Linked DNA regions of Homo sapiens: region 1 is linked to region 2. A link is a contact called in ENCODE Hi-C or POLR2A ChIA-PET data. All regions are on one chromosome and are shown on one strand. Each heading gives the region's core, a stretch centred on a gene start or an enhancer-like site at or near the end of the contact. The rest is flanking DNA. Distances are from core to core; before and after follow the strand shown.

Region 1 (3,812 bases), core at 724-3,223, 75 kb before region 2:
TAACTCAAATGGAGAAACCTGGCAAACACCATCTTAACCAAAAGATTAAAGTTAACATCGCTAGTGGTGGGACTAACCAACAGCATGTGCCACATGATACCATGCACTGAGGAAAAGCCGGAATGACTTTTGTTATACTGTTAGAGGTGTATAACCTTAATTTAAGTGTGAGGACACATCAGACAACCCAAAATGTGGAACACTCTCTAAAATACCTGCCCTGAAAAAAGACAGACCCAGGAACTTCCCAGATTAAAGGAGACTGAAAAAACATGACAACTGAATGCAGTGTATGATTTTAGATTTTCTTTTGTTATAGAAGATATTATTGGGACAATTGATAAAATCACAATAAGGTCTGTAATATTAGATAACATTATTTCAATATTAATTTCCTGATTTCAATAATTGTACTGTGGTTATGTAAGAGAGTTCCCTATTTTTAGGAAATATATATTGAATTATTTAAGAATAAAGGAACTTTCTGTCTGCAATTTACTCTTAAACAGTTTAGGAAAAAATCTATGTGTGTTTGTATTTAGAAAATGAAACAAATGTAGTAATGTTTGGGTGAATTAACATTTTGGGAATCTGGGTGAAGGGTATCCAGGCATACAAAGAATTCTTGCAACTTTTCTAGAAGTCTGGAATTATGTTTAGTGTCTTTGTGATTTGAATTTTAATACGTTTCTTTATAATGTTCAAATTAAGAAATTAAACATCCAGTATATGAAAGAAGGAATGGCACTGAAAAAAGTGACATTAGTAGAGGTTTATATTGTGTTATAATATTATACAATATTATAATAATATGTAATATTACTATAGGCAATATGTATTATATAACACATATATACAGATGCTTCTTGACTTACAATGGAGTTATGCCCCAGTAAACCCATCAAGTTGAAAATATCCTAATCGGAAATGCATTTAATACACCAAACCTACCAAACAGCATAGCTTACCACAGGCTACCTTAAATGTTTTCAGAATGCCTACATTAGCCTACAGTGGGGCAAAATCATCTAACACAAAACCTATACTATACTACAGTGCTTAATATTTCACAGTAATTTATTGAACACTGTACTGACAATGAAAAACAGAGTGGTTGTTTGCGTACTTGAAGTACAGTTTCTGCTGAATACATGTTGCTTTTGCATCTTGGCAAAGTCAAAAACTCTAAGTCAAACAATCATAAATCAAACCATGGCAAATCCAGGACTGTCTGTACAATATTACAATACTGTATTTATGTTGTAGCTATTGTGATATAATTAGAATTATGTGCCAGCATGATTCTTTGCAAATTCAGTGAGACCTGGTCAATGTCTTTCAGATAAATTACCTAAGACTAGATGATAGCAGGGACATTATACATCAAAATAGTGATTTCAGTTACTCTCGTATAAAGTGGAGGGCAGGAACGATGGACAGCTATCATCTTAAAAGCTTATTGGAGTCAGACGATGGTTCCTCACATCTGCTGACCTGTAACTATGGAATAAACAACTCTGATGACCATTTGTTCATTATCATACTGGAGTCATGTTCCTGAGGAATTCCAGGGCAGTAAAAATTTAGAAGCTAAATGTTTAACTTTCCAGAATGTTTAATTTTTCTGCACTAAGTCAAAGCAAGGCTCATGGAAGCAAACTTCCTTGTTCCCTAAACACTCAGCCCAGAAAAATTGAGAGATCACACATGTAACCGTGAACTTTGCACTGTTAGATTTATAAACTTCACAAACCAAAAATAGTTTCTGTTGTTGATCCAAAAACCTCCATTCTAATGACAAACTTATGGTGGCTAAAAACCTTTTAAATGTTAGATTGAGTTCCTGCTTTGTCCCTCTGCATGTGATTGAGCCAGGTTAAGTTGATTTGAACCTGAGAAAAGAAACACATTGCCTCTGTAGGGTTTTCTAAGCCATCTGAATTGGTACTAAACCATTTCTGTGAGGTGTTAGAATCCTGCAGGGGGCACCAGAACATTCCAATGCAGTTGAACACATTTCATTAAGTCCAGAAGAGCTAACTGTATTACCTTATTATAATTGATTTCTCTACTGTAACGTTTTCAGTTCCATTAATATTATTTTTTTGTACATTTACTTTTACAACATTTGTGAGTTTATGGAATGTTTCTGCCTCTCTGAGGAGGCAGAGGAAGGAAAGAGATCATCTCTTGGATGAGTCCTTAGAAACTACAGCCATGTCTCCTCTGGGTAAATATGAAAGGTTTCAGCCCACTCGGAGAGTAAGGACTTTCCAAATGTTCCTAATCTGACTGCGGAAAAAAAAAAAACTGGAAGAAACTGAGAATTCAATTTACTTTCTTAGCCTTAAGGCTGTGTATAAGCTACCCTGTTATTATCATTATTAATAATAAACACAGTGAATGTCAGACAGGCACTTCATGGTAGATTTTTATATGAATTTTGTGCAAAAGTAAAGGGTTGCCAGGCTACTGCATAATATTACTCAGTTCTGGTCCAGGAGTACAAAATTCCACCAGGCCTCCTGAGCCCGTCCCTCCAATTAGTGGCTTACTTCATTACGAATAAAGAACCCTCATTACTGTGGGCCTTCAAGTGAAATAGGATCCCCTACCTCTTGAAATCCGCCTTTCTAAGTACAGACAGTTCCCAACTTACAAACAATCCACTTAAGAACCACCAAGGCATTCAGAGGCTGCTGTAGGCTCCTGCAGCTGCTGCCTGGGCCCCCTGCCCAGCCCCCCTGCCCAGCCCCCTCCCCACACTCCTGGTCTGCTCAAGGGAGCGCTGCCTACCCCCCTTGCAGAGCCAGCTGCCCACCTGCCCCTCGGACTGCAGGCTCGGAGCTGGGGGTTCAGTGAGGCCTCAGAGCTACCGCTGGTTTTATAGTTGAGCTCAGCTATGGGGTAAATAGGCTTTTGTGGCCTGGCCTGGGAACCGAACCACCATTTAAAAAAAAGAAGAAGAAAAAACCTGCCTCCATGGGAAAATGTATTCTGCATTCCCAATAGCCAGCCAACAAATGTTAGAATGACTGTGGGGGCTGTCTTCTGTCTTCATGCCCCTAGCAGAGCGAGGAGGCGAAAGAATCCGCCTGTGTGTTCTGGGTTCTGGGTCCAGCTCTAGCACTAAACCCAACATAGGACCTTAGTAAGCCCTTTAACCTCTGTGTATCACATCATCTGTAAGACAATAGGATTGTACTAAATGAGTTATAAGCCTCCTTCTAGTATAATGACCCCAATTGATCAAAGCTCTACCCTCATTTTATTCATTCAGAGGCATTTTACTCAGGGCACATGCTTTGTGCAGGCTCTGGGCTTGGTGGGAATACAGTCAAATAATACAGATCCCAGCACTCACAGGGTGCAGTGTTTACTTGGGGAGACAGATCTTTAAGTGAATGTTCATAAGTGCTATGATTGCAATGGGCACTGGGTTCTGTAAAAGCTCAGGAGGGTCTGAATCAGATGAAGTCTTTGCAGAGGGGTTGGCTCGCGGGCTCACTCCCCTGATTTCTATTTTAATTGACTCCTCTCCCAGGGTATCAAATCTGGTTCACTGGGAAGCATAGCTTCTGCATCTACCATCCTAACAGTTTGGCATGGTCCCCTGGCCTCATCAAGGAAAGTCTTGCCCTCCTCTTTGCGTCACTGAAAGATAGAATACAGGGATGCTCCCACCAAACCATAGTCTTGATTCCTGTAAGTACTGCCCTGAATGCTTGCTTCTTCTCTGCCCTAGGGAGCCATGGCCAAAAAAGGTTCTCTCTTGCTCTCCTTGGGGCCTTCCCTGCCCTGAAGAGAGGCAG
Region 2 (3,325 bases), core at 1-2,500:
GATTACAGTTCAAGGTGAGATTTGGGTGGGGACACAAAGCCTAACCATATCACAAGCCAAATACCATTGTAATGGGGGGCATAAAGTTAACGAGGGATTTCTTTCCCCCTCATATATTTGGACTGGACTGTTATTTACTTATCTGTATTAATTAAATCTCCCAATTTAAATTAGCTGTGTAGAAAATAAAAGGACTGGATCATATTGGAAGTCGAGAAGATGTGCAGTTACTAGTCCTATTGCTTCATTTAATGGTGTTCTCTTTTTTAAGCTTTTCCCCATTTGTGACAGAAAAACAAGGCACCTGCTTTCCTTAGAGCACCACTGATAATCTTTGGTATGATCATGAAACGATTGTGCTTGAGAAGAAAAATGGGCATAAATAAAGCTAAAAAGCAAAGATGCCTTATCCATAGCAATAGTTTATTTGCTTTTCAGAATCTAACCTTTTCCTTCATTTTTCATATTTTTGGATTGGGTTCGATGATGCATATCTCCTATCTCCTCAAATGTATTCCAGTATGAGGAACATGGGAGAAATGTCTTATTTTTATTCGGAGGCAACCACGGATGTGGCCATCAACTGGTGGGTCCATGTGACTTCTTCACTAGATCTGATATGCTCTGGTTTTGAATATTAGACTGGTCAGAGAGCAATGTCAATCCCCCTCCTACTCCATGGCCAGTACCAAAGACAAGCAGTCCAAATGACAACAGCCCTGCAGTGAAAGGTAATAACAGCATTTTGTCTCTCTGAAATGACAGCTGCCTTCCTTTCCAGTGGCCTAACCTGTTTTCTGTACTACTTTGCTAATTTCCATTTGAACATCTAGGGCTCAAGACAGGGCTATGAGATGGAGAATTTCGCATAATCCCAGAAATTACATTCTGACTTCTTTTTCTGGCTTAATGTCCTCATTCATAATTCCCTTTATCAAATTGTACCTAATGTGGATGAGTCAAATATCTACATGTGGTTGGGTGGTCCCCAAGTTTGGTTGGAAATACCAAGGTATGAAAGGCCTCTGAGGTTTGCTATTTTTAGCCAGAAATACCATTGCCACCACCAAATAGGGCATTTAATTTGTGCACCTCAGAAAGGGCCAGGTTTCATAGTTGTCAAAAGAGGTCATTTCAAGTTCATGAGATCTGTTCTCTTTTGGGACAGGTCCCCCAAGGGAGCCTCTGCTCGACTGAAGATATCATCTGTGTTTGCAGCTCTAGCTCTGTTTCTTTGGTATCACTGACTTTCTCTTGTTGGCCACAGGAAGTTGAAGGAAGTGTGTACTCCATTATCATCAAAAAATGTTCCCATGATGCTCTTTTAAGTGTTATGCAAATAAGTTGCACCTGCTTTGTCTCCAACAGTGGCTGCCTGGGGAATGTGAGGATTGTCCCAAAGCACAATCACTGGCTCCTCACGGCAAGGCCATGAGAACGCTCAGAAGACCTCCTAAGACCCTTGAGGAGGTTAGAAGGAAGGGGAAACAAGCATGTAGCATCTTTTCACTAGAGTCGTCTTTAAGATATTTTGATATCCTCTAGCAAGAATAGAGATAGGCTAATCCAGCGAAATCAGTATTGCCTTTTTTTAGGCAATACCCTGCCCACTCCCCCTCCAACTAAGCTACAGTGAGCTCTCTTGTCTCTGATACTCATATCAAGATAAACCAGATGATTCCAGGGCTAATTGCACATGGAATTCAATGTTACATAGTAATAACTTGCATATTACCCACTAGTCTTGATATAGTTTTCTCACCATCATAGATACACTGATTTTTACATGTAGATACATTAATATCTACAAAAGACTTTTTTTACAAAAAGAGGGAGGGGAATCCGAAGTATAAAGTGATCGGTACACTATCTTAGCATTTCAGTGCCATTTTGATGAAAGGATCAAAGGCCCTGTTTATACTGATATAATCCCATTGCCTCTATCCCCTCACTAACCACTTTTAGCAACTTGTCCTACCAACACTTCCTGAGACTCTTTTCAGCCAGATGGCAAGCACATTCCTAGCTGCTCTCAGCTAGAAGGATCACCCATCAGAGACGTTTTCTTCATGTTTCTGACACTCCCACCTGTTGGAGAAGAAAAAAACACAGGTCATCCAAGCCAATGAACTTAGATTCTCATGTGGAATGATTTATGTATTTTAAACAAAGCCTTCATCTTATTTAGAAATCACTTGCATGAGGCACTCTTTTGAAAATGTTCTCCTCATCTGGAAAATAATTTGGCTGTATAATCGTGGTATTCAGGAAGTTAGGGCAGGTGTTTAGGTGGAAGAGCAGAAGGGAGTATTCCAATGAGGCTGAAGAGTGAGGGGAATTGACCCCCTGGGAGAAGGGAAGGCATGTCAGGGCCCTCCTTTTAACAGGAAAGGATTGAAGAAGGCAGTGACCCTGAGAGAAGAGGAGAAGCCAGGCCTGGGCGCCAAACACTTTTGGGCCTGTTGCTTTGAAGGGTAGAAAGAGTGGCCATAATATTTCTCCTGACCCAGCAGATTTGAAAAGATTCCTCCAGCAGACAGTGGAAAGCCCCTTGCTTCCTCAGCCATTCAGTCTGATTTCTGAAATAACTATGCTATTTCCTGGTTGTGGTGAAGTGGCAGGGCCCGAGGGTTTGATCAGCTTTTCATGGGCTATGGCCATTAGTGGGGTTGGGGTGCAGGTGGGAGTTTGTTAACACAAGAGCTTGTTATTCTCGGAGCTTCAGGCCCTGGTTTGGAAATGTTAACTGGCCAACCAGCCACGGGAGTTGGAATTCCCTAACTATTGTCAGAGAGAGTGCAAAGGGATTTGTCTGATTGAACAATCTGCATTTGAAGATGACCTGGACCTGCCTGCATCCCGCATGGCAGAGGTGGACATTTGGAAGGTGCGTTTGCTCATGTTTCCTCTTCTCTCCCCAGAACCTGCTAAGGCTGCCTCAGACCTGACTGCCTGGTTCAGCCTCTTCGCTGACCTCGACCCACTCTCAAATCCTGATGCTGTTGGGAAAACCGATAAAGAACACGAATTGCTCAATGCATGAATCTGTACCCTTCGGGAGGGCACTCACATGCCGCCCCCAGCAGCTCCCCTGGGGGCTAGCAGAAGTATAAAGTGATCAGTATGCTGTTTTAATAATTATGTGCCATTTTAATAAAATGAAAGGGTCAACGGCCCTGTTTATATTGGTATAATTATTTACTCTTATTTGGTATAAAGGGTTTTCGTGTATCTCTATGTGGATCTAAATAATACAGGATTGTCTAGAAGCGGTTTCCAGGCCACCGCTCTCCTGCCTACATCCCATCATGGCTGCTGCGGTGTC

Evidence for each region. A loop is a pair of places that touch in the nucleus more often than their neighbours do. ChIA-PET counts read pairs that join two places held with the same protein, here RNA polymerase II (POLR2A). Pooled maps may share reads with other maps.
Region 1: a loop to region 2 is called in a map of GM12878, with 4 times the contacts of the local background. The contact joins two enhancer-like sites. A Hi-C loop is called at or near these places in 3 of 168 maps with a recorded cell type or tissue (CD4-positive, alpha-beta T cell, GM12878 and naive thymus-derived CD4-positive, alpha-beta T cell), 19 of 37 single-sample maps with no recorded cell type and 14 of 50 pooled maps. POLR2A ChIA-PET finds 5 or more read pairs at or near these places in 16 of 52 experiments (CD4-positive, alpha-beta T cell, CD4-positive, alpha-beta memory T cell, CD8-positive, alpha-beta T cell and 13 more).

The regions. Positions count from the first base shown.
Region 1 is chr7:8,188,717-8,192,528 of GRCh38, reverse strand. The region is part of intron 6 of ICA1 (islet cell autoantigen 1); the gene reads left to right. Among named protein-coding and RNA genes, the nearest start is that of ICA1, 72 kb to the left of the region's middle. Within about 2 kb of position 1,973, at least 2 of the 41 ENCODE cell types and tissues checked have a DNase peak (open chromatin) inside an H3K27ac peak, as active enhancers do.
Region 2 is chr7:8,113,641-8,116,965 of GRCh38, reverse strand. ICA1 (islet cell autoantigen 1) reads left to right here. Exons shown (of 14, transcript NM_001136020.3): 14 at 2,922-3,325. The coding sequence ends at 3,043. Among named protein-coding and RNA genes, the nearest start is that of GLCCI1, 150 kb to the right of the region's middle. RefSeq lists enhancers at 2,414-2,603, 2,624-2,723. Within about 2 kb of position 1,250, at least 4 of the 41 ENCODE cell types and tissues checked have a DNase peak (open chromatin) inside an H3K27ac peak, as active enhancers do.